Regions from separate parts of the Homo sapiens genome. Here region 2 is linked to region 1. The links are chromatin contacts, found by Hi-C or POLR2A ChIA-PET in ENCODE. All regions are on one chromosome and are shown on one strand. Each heading gives the region's core, a stretch centred on a gene start or an enhancer-like site at or near the end of the contact. The rest is flanking DNA. Distances are from core to core; before and after follow the strand shown.

Region 1 (3,850 bases), core at 871-3,370:
AGCCTCTCAGCTGCCCCGTGACCTAATAAATGCTACAGGACCCAGCAGTTGTAAGGCTCTACATGTTCACATCCCCCCGCAACGGCCACCCTCATTCCCCCACAAGGAAGGAGTTATCCCCGCTTACAGATAAGGAAATTCAGGCATGGAGCACCTAAGACACTTACCCCAAGAGCCCCCGGGCTTTGAGAAAAGACTCAGTACTTGCCCTCTCACGTTTCTGCGTGCAGCTCCCAGGGTCAGGAGGCAGACACACTCATATAACTTGCTATAACTTCAATACACACTCGCTGTGTGCCTACTGTGTGCCACACACTGCGTGCGGGACCCCGATGACCCTGGGCACACTGGGCCATTCTAAGCTCACCCCCTGTGCACACCTTCAGCGCCTAAAGCTGGCCTCATGGCCCAGCCTTCTGCTGCAGAGAAACACTCTGGTTACTTGGAAAGACTGGGGGCATTCTGTATTTCAGATAACGGGTGGATGAGCCTGGAAAAGTTAATTTTGCCCACTTTGGGCAGAAATCTTCTCTGCTCAGAAAATAGGGGCCTCAGAACGTTCTTATGCCTCTTTTCAGTGATGGGTGATCATCCTGGACAAGAATGGGCACAGTGTGTTGCAACCAAGGGGGCAGGGGTCTGCGTGGTACAAGTGACCCCAGACTCTAAGCTGTGCCAAATGGTTCCTCTTCTCCTCCCTACTGTCTTTTTTTTTTTTTTTTTAGACGGAGTTTCGCTCTTGTTGCCCAGGCTGGAGAGCAATGGCAATGGCGCGATCTCACTGCAACCTCTGCCTCCTGGGTTCAAGCAATTCTCCTGCCTCAGCCTCCCGAGTGGCTGGAAGTACAGGCATGCGCCACACGCCTGGCTAATTTTGTATTTTTAGTAGAGATGGGGTTTCTCCATGTTGGCCAGGCTGGTCTCGAACTCCCGACCTTAGGTGATCCACCTGCCTCGGCCTCCCAAAGTGCTGGGATTACAGGTGTGAGCCACTGCGCCCAGCCCCCTCGCGGCTTTTTTATCCTCTGCTGATCATGCTTATTCCTGCTTCTTTCTGCCCTGAATGCTGTTTCTGACCTCTCTTCTACTGGCTTCTTCTGAATGTCTTTCTGCACTTGGATCTATCAACTTCTTTTTTTTTTTTTTTTTTGAGACAGAGTCTCTCGCTGTCGCAGGCCGGAGTGCAGTGGTGCGATCTCGGCTCACTGCAACCTCCGTCTCCTGGGTTCAAGCGATTCTCCTGCCTCAGCCTCCTGAGTAGCTGGGACTACAGGCATGCACGACCACGCCCAGCTAATTTTTGTATTTTTAGTAGAGATGGGGTTTCGCCATGTTGGCCAGGATGGTCTCGATCTCTTGACCTCACAATCCGCCCACCTTGGCCTCCCAAAGTGGTGGGATTATAGGCGTGAGCCACCGCGCCTGGCCACTATCGAGGTCTTATAATCCTTGGCTCTATCTGCAAGAGCCACAGCCAGCCAGGGAGTCCTTCTGGCAGCAAACTGGCCTCTGGCTCTTGTGTGGCCCTGCACCTGCGGCCCTCGGCTGTGCTCACCCCGGTTGGACAGTGAATGAAGCATCATTCTCTGTTGCTGTCATGCATTCAAATCTCTTTCCCTAACAGGAGTTCACACTTTTCCAGGGGAGAAACTTGTCCTGTCCTCTCTTTCACCATGCTGGCACAGAGCCCTAGGATTCAGAGACCCAGCTGCAAGTTTGGCCTTTGGCCATTACAAGATCTGGGTCACTCTGGACAAGTTTCAGAGCCTATTCAAATTTTTTTCACATTTGTAAATGGGGATAATATATATACTCTGCCAGGTACTTGGGAGGTGAGAATGAGCTAACAGTGATGAAAAACACGTGGGAAAACTGTGAAATGCCACGCAAACATTCCTAACAAACAGCAACTGCATAAAGCGACATACGGACACCGCCTCCTGCCTCTGAACCCCAAGGCCCTGTGCCTCTGATCACAGAACTCCCCAGCACTGTCTCAGAGTTGTCTTTATGGCCCACCCCCAACCCCACAATCAAACACTGAATGCATATGGGGGGTGGTTCCCACCCTGCCCCCATCTGCCTGCCCCTCCACACCCTCTGGTGACACATGCCAGCACTATGAATTCCAGCCCTCGCAGATGGTACGTGGCACTAAGCCCTCTTCCAAGACTCAGCCCTCTCTTTGAGAACAGGAAGCACTAGTCACAGGGTTCACAGGCTAAACACACACTTATCTCCACTATCCCCCTCCTCGCCCTCCTAACGCCACTGAAATGAGAAGGAATGAGGGTGGGGTGGGGAGCAAACCTTCAAGGACAAGAGGAGTGGCAACAGCCAAGCGACATCAACAAAGCTCTGAACGCCACATGCCCACCGCTCCATGGTCACCGAGTGGCGGATGGTTGGGGGTGGGGGTGGGAGTCAGAGCCCTAGGAAAAATCAGCACTGCACATGCCAGGCAGCTCTGGTGGCTGTGGGTGAGGGTGCAGACGCAGAAGCTGGTTAAAAGTCTCCACGTGGAGCCACTGCATTACAAGTTTCAACAGAGGCTGAGACAGCTCTATCCTCAGAACACGGTCCAGCTGAGGGCAGTAATGGGACAACTTGGAGAAAATCCAAAGACTAAGCCTGAATACGAAGGGCGAGAGGTCCTCTCAGATCTCTGCCACGCTGTACCAGTCACTCAGCCTGTGCAGTGTTTTGAGGCAGGAGATGAAAAATTATTCTCTACAGAAACAGGTCCCAGAATTTAAAAAGGCTTCATTTGGTACCTGCCCCCCATGCTGCATACAAACAGCCAAGGAAACACCCCATGTTCCATCACCCAATCAGGAGGTCCAGCAATTTTTTTTTTTTCTGGGGCGGGTAGAGATGAGGTCGAGGTCTCGCTCAGTTGCCCAGGCTGGAGTGCAGTGGCACGATCACAGCTCACTGCAGCCTCAAACTCCTGGGCTCAAGCCATCCTCCCGCCTCAGCCTCCTGAGTTGCTGGTATTTTAAGCCCTTCTTATATATAAAAAATAGCCAAGGATACTGATATTTGAGGAGCGCTTCTAACAAGAAGGTCAAAGACCAAAGCGACCAAACAGAAGAAAGGAATTCAAGAGATAGAGACAATGTAGGGAACAGAAGAAAACTGCAATGACCATCCCCAGAGACCAAAAAACAATACTCTCTCACGTACCAAGAACAAGGCATCATAAAGAAAAAGAATGGAGAGAGCTACTGACATTCTAAAACATGATAAAGGAACTAAAACATTCAACAGAAAAGCTCAAAGGTAAGATTAAAAAAACAAACAATCAAAAACAAAAAACAAAACAAAACAAAGTTCATGGAAAACAGTACCAAAAAAGAGCCAGAAAATTATAAAGAAAATCTGAGGCTCAATCCAGAAGCGCGAGGTCCTACTAGCAGGAATTCCAGAAAGGGAGATTGGAAGAAAGTGGAGGGGAAGAAATGATCAAAGAAACATACAGAAAGACTTCCCAGAACCTTAAGGCAGGAGCATCCACACTGGAAGGGCCCGCCAGGTTGCCGAGCACAATGACTATCCCACCTCCTGTGAGATTTCAGGACACTGGGGATTAAGACAAGATCCTAAATGCAAAGAGGAGAGGGGGGGAAAAAAAGGCAAAAAAAAAAAAAAAAAAAAAAAGCACAAGCAGGTCACACACACATACAGGCACTAGGGATCAAATACAGCAGACTTTCCAGAAATTACATCAGAATCTAAGACAGTGAAGACATGCCTTCAAAATTCAAAGGGAGAAGGATTTCCAACTTAGGATTGTATTTCCCTTGAATACCAATCAAATACAACAATATACTAAAGATATTTTCAGATT
Region 2 (3,569 bases), core at 1,030-3,529, 60 kb after region 1:
CATCTTGGACAGTGTCCGTCTAGAGAATACAAAATCCATTCTTGCAGTTGTGCTGAGCTGGAGGGCCAAGCCCATCACGAACCAGACGTGGGAGTGACTATCTCGATAAGAAAGTGCCCAGTGCCCAATGCCCTGTGGTGGAAAGAGCTGGTCCCAGGTGCTCAAGGCCATGGGCCCCATTTGGAGCCAGAAGGTCTAGGGTGAAGTCAGAGAAGACGTCCCCTGCCCATATCCCATTTCCAGCCTTGCTGAAAAGGGCAACAGAGGCCTCTCCCTGAGGTCCCTAGCCTGCGAGACCCCCATTCTCTGCCTGACCTCTGTGTTACTCCTTAGTGAACAAGAAACCCAGAGAGAAGAGAAGCCCAAGACCAATGTGCCGACCTTGGCTTCCAGGAGAACAGAGCCTTGGTCCTAACCATCTAGCAGGGTGGCTGAGGGCCCTGCCATGAAAGAGGCACACCAGGATGAAGCAAGAGGAGGTGTTTAATGAGTTCTGGTTCAACACAGAGGCCGCCAACGGGGTCTAGCTATGAGTCTGTCCTGGGACCCGTTCCCACCAGGCCCCTTGTGGGCAGTGGCCACCATCCCTCCCTCAGGCTGTCCTGGCCCTCAAGGACCCCATGGCAGGGCCTTTTCCACCATGGCCTCCACTGTGCTGCCATCTCTTGGGAACAGGGGGTCATCCCATCCTCCCAAGAAACACTTCCTCAGGCCTGGCCCCGATGGGCTCAGGCACACCTGGCGACATCAGAAATGGGGCCCTGGAGTCCAGACCACAGGCCAGTAGTTTTGGGGGGACAGCTCCTCCACCTCCTCCACCGGCCTATCTGGGGGGCTCTGGGTGCCCAGGGGAGCCGGGCACCTGAAAGGGACAAAAAGCACAGCTGAGGCTCAGCCTCTTGCGCTCACTGGTCAAGTGGCAAATTTTGGAAAAGCCAGACCTCAGAGGATCCTTACCAGTACGTGGGTGAGTACGTGGGCCCAGCACAGGGACAGGGGCGGGGACAGAAAGGTCCCTTCGCTGTCATGGGGCTGTCACGGGGCTGAGCCTGGCTCGAGGAAGCCCCCTTTTCCAGAAGAGATGTGAAACAAGACATACAATTTCACAGATTCCAGAGCTCTGGGTACGGCCGGCCAATGCTGCTCCCCACCCAACCCCACCCCTGGGACTCTTAAAAGAGGGAAACAGAACAACTGCCTAGCCAGACCCAGGGGCCCATGACCAAGAAGAAAGCAAGCACCATGACTGGGTCCAGGCTGGCCCGAGGGGCCATGGTGCAGGTAGCCACCTGGGATGTGCAGAACAGGAGCAGCAGGACGGTGTAGGCAGCAATCAGGGCAGCAGGGGGCGCCGCCAGCACCACCCATGCCCTGCTGCGGGCACCCAGGAGGGACCCCAGGTGAAGCCAGATCCTCCTTGTTCCGACGGGAGACAGCGCCCTGCCTGGGCCCTGCTGCCCATGGTGGCACAAGCTGTCAGCACGGATGAGGCTGGAGGGCTCTGGGACCCCAGTGAGGTCAACCACACTGTCCAGCTCGTACCTCCCGTCTGTCGGGAGCCCCTCCCGCCACCAGCTCACTCTGGCCCTCTGAGTCAGGGCCTTCCCCATCCAGTCCCCCAAGCCCGCCTTGGCCTCCAGGTGACTCACGAATTTCAGCATGTTCCAGTCAAAGACGTAGTCATAGGAGAAGCCCTGCCGGTGGAAGAGGTTGCGGAAGAGCTGACGTAGGTAAGAGTAGTCGGGCTTGTCGTCAAACCGCAGGGAGCGGCAGAAGTTGAGGTATGTTGAGAATTCGGCTGGAGGGTGTTGCAGAGGATAGAGAAGGCCACTGTGAGGCCCACGCTCCCAGACCCCCTGCAGCCAGCACTGTCCTAGCCACCCACTGTCCCTAGATACTTCCAATCTGTGAGAGGCAAGAAAAGGAGGCAACAGAGCCATGGCCTTCCCTATCCTACTGTGATGAAAGCCTAGCCTGCCCGTGAGCAGAGCCTCTGCTGCTTTCAGAGCAAGGGAAGACCTGCGAACAGTGGCCAGGAGCCTCTGCCAGGTAGCCGGATCCAGGAGCCATCCATGCCCACAGCTCTTCCGCTGCCCTCGCCAAGCACCCTGGGGCCCACAGATCAATCGTTGCCATAAATTCAAAGGACTGCAAGAGCCTGACGGGACCTTCTAACACAACCTAAGCAAGAAGAGGAAAACTTCCAATTCCTCCTCAAAAACACTGGGGAGAGGGCCCTTGGGAGATGAGGCAGGAATGTAGGCCGGGAAGCAACAGGTGTAACAGCCAGGACAGGGAAACCGGGCCTTCTGGCTGTGCCAAGGAGTGGCAAAGAGCCAGGGATTACTGCTCAGGTGCCAAGGGCTGTGGGGCAGCCCAGTGTGGGCTTTGTTGTTGTTGTTTTTGAGATGATGTCTCGCTCTGTCACCCAGACTGGAGTGCAATGGTGCAATCTCGGCTCACTGCAACCTCCGCTTCCCAGGTTCAAGCAATTCTCCTGCCTCAGCCTCCTGAGTAGCTGGGATTACAGGTGGGGCTAATTTTTGTATTTTTAGTAGAGACAGGGTTTCACCATGTTACTCAGGCTGGTCTCGACCTCCTGACCTCATGATCCACCTGCCTTGGCCTCCCAAAGTGCCAGGACTGCAGGCGTGAACCACCGCGCCTAGCCCCAGCGTGGGCTTTGTATGGCCTCACCTTTCCCTTAGACAGTGCCTCAGGGGCCCCCAGGCATGTCCCCTCCCACTGGGCTACTCACAGGGATAGCCTTTGCAGAGGACCTCGATGGGCGTTGACATCTTCTTCTCGCTGATCCGTTCATACTTCTGGCGCTTGGTGGCTGCTTTGAGCCCCTGCCAGGGCAGGGAGCCCAGGTTGAAGTACATGAGCACGTAGCCCAGGCTCTCCAGGTCATCTCGACGGCTTTGCTCTGCACAGAGAGTCAAAGACTAGGTGAGGGACAGGGGTCCACTCAGGCCCCTAACTCATCCTCTGGGTCATGCTCCTCACAATGCACCAGGACCCTCCTGCCCCCACGTCGGATGTTGCTCACTGCACGCATTTTAAACAGGCACTGCTATTATCCTCCTCCTACAGAGAAGAAGCCTGAGGCAGGGCCTTCTCAACTTAATTTGGGCCTAGTTTTTCCAGTTCAGGCACTTAATCATTCAATGACTATGAGAGGGCACCTACTGCCCCCTTGCCTGGCCCACCCCGTGGAGAGGTCACAAGCTTCAGCATCAGACAGGGCCGGGGTCAAGTCCAGCTTTGGCATTAGCTAAGCTGCATGACCTTAAGCAACCCATGTTAAACCTCTGAGCCTGTATCTTCCAGCCTGCACCAACAGGGCGGAGGAGGAAGCAGGGCCAGGGAAGGCGCCCGGCACACACAGCTTGGCTTACGAAGGGGAAGACCCGACTGTGCAAGGACACGGAATAAGCACGAGCTTGGGGGCAGACGGGGTGGGGACTTTCTCACTAGAAAAGAGCCTGGGGGCCTCCATCAGGGTAGGGGGTGAGAGGGCTCCAGAGAGCTGGGCCCCAGCCAGTGGCCCCGGGTGCACACTGCTC

The links. Hi-C counts contacts between places; a loop is a spot of excess contacts on that map. ChIA-PET counts read pairs that join two places held with the same protein, here RNA polymerase II (POLR2A). Pooled maps may share reads with other maps.
Region 2: a map of PC-9 shows a loop between it and region 1 (9-fold over the local background). The contact joins two enhancer-like sites. A Hi-C loop is called at or near these places in 3 of 168 maps with a recorded cell type or tissue (PC-9, ascending aorta and ovary) and 4 of 50 pooled maps. POLR2A ChIA-PET finds 5 or more read pairs at or near these places in 8 of 52 experiments (A549, AG04450, GM10248 and 4 more).

The regions. Positions count from the first base shown.
Region 1 is chr22:38,237,096-38,240,945 of GRCh38, forward strand. The region is part of intron 3 of TMEM184B (transmembrane protein 184B); the gene reads right to left. Among named protein-coding and RNA genes, the nearest start is that of TMEM184B-AS1, 7.7 kb to the left of the region's middle. Within about 2 kb of position 2,121, at least 19 of the 41 ENCODE cell types and tissues checked have a DNase peak (open chromatin) inside an H3K27ac peak, as active enhancers do; they include PC-9, where a contact is called at or near this core.
Region 2 is chr22:38,297,137-38,300,705 of GRCh38, forward strand. TPTEP2-CSNK1E (TPTEP2-CSNK1E readthrough) reads right to left here. Exons shown (of 15, transcript NM_001289912.2): 10 at 2,759-2,929; 11 at 1,650-1,798. CSNK1E (casein kinase 1 epsilon) reads right to left here. Exons shown (of 11, transcript NM_152221.3): 6 at 2,759-2,929; 7 at 1,650-1,798. Among named protein-coding and RNA genes, the nearest start is that of CSNK1E, 19 kb to the right of the region's middle. RefSeq lists enhancers at 1,183-2,383, 2,266-2,939. Within about 2 kb of position 2,280, at least 7 of the 41 ENCODE cell types and tissues checked have a DNase peak (open chromatin) inside an H3K27ac peak, as active enhancers do; they include PC-9, where a contact is called at or near this core.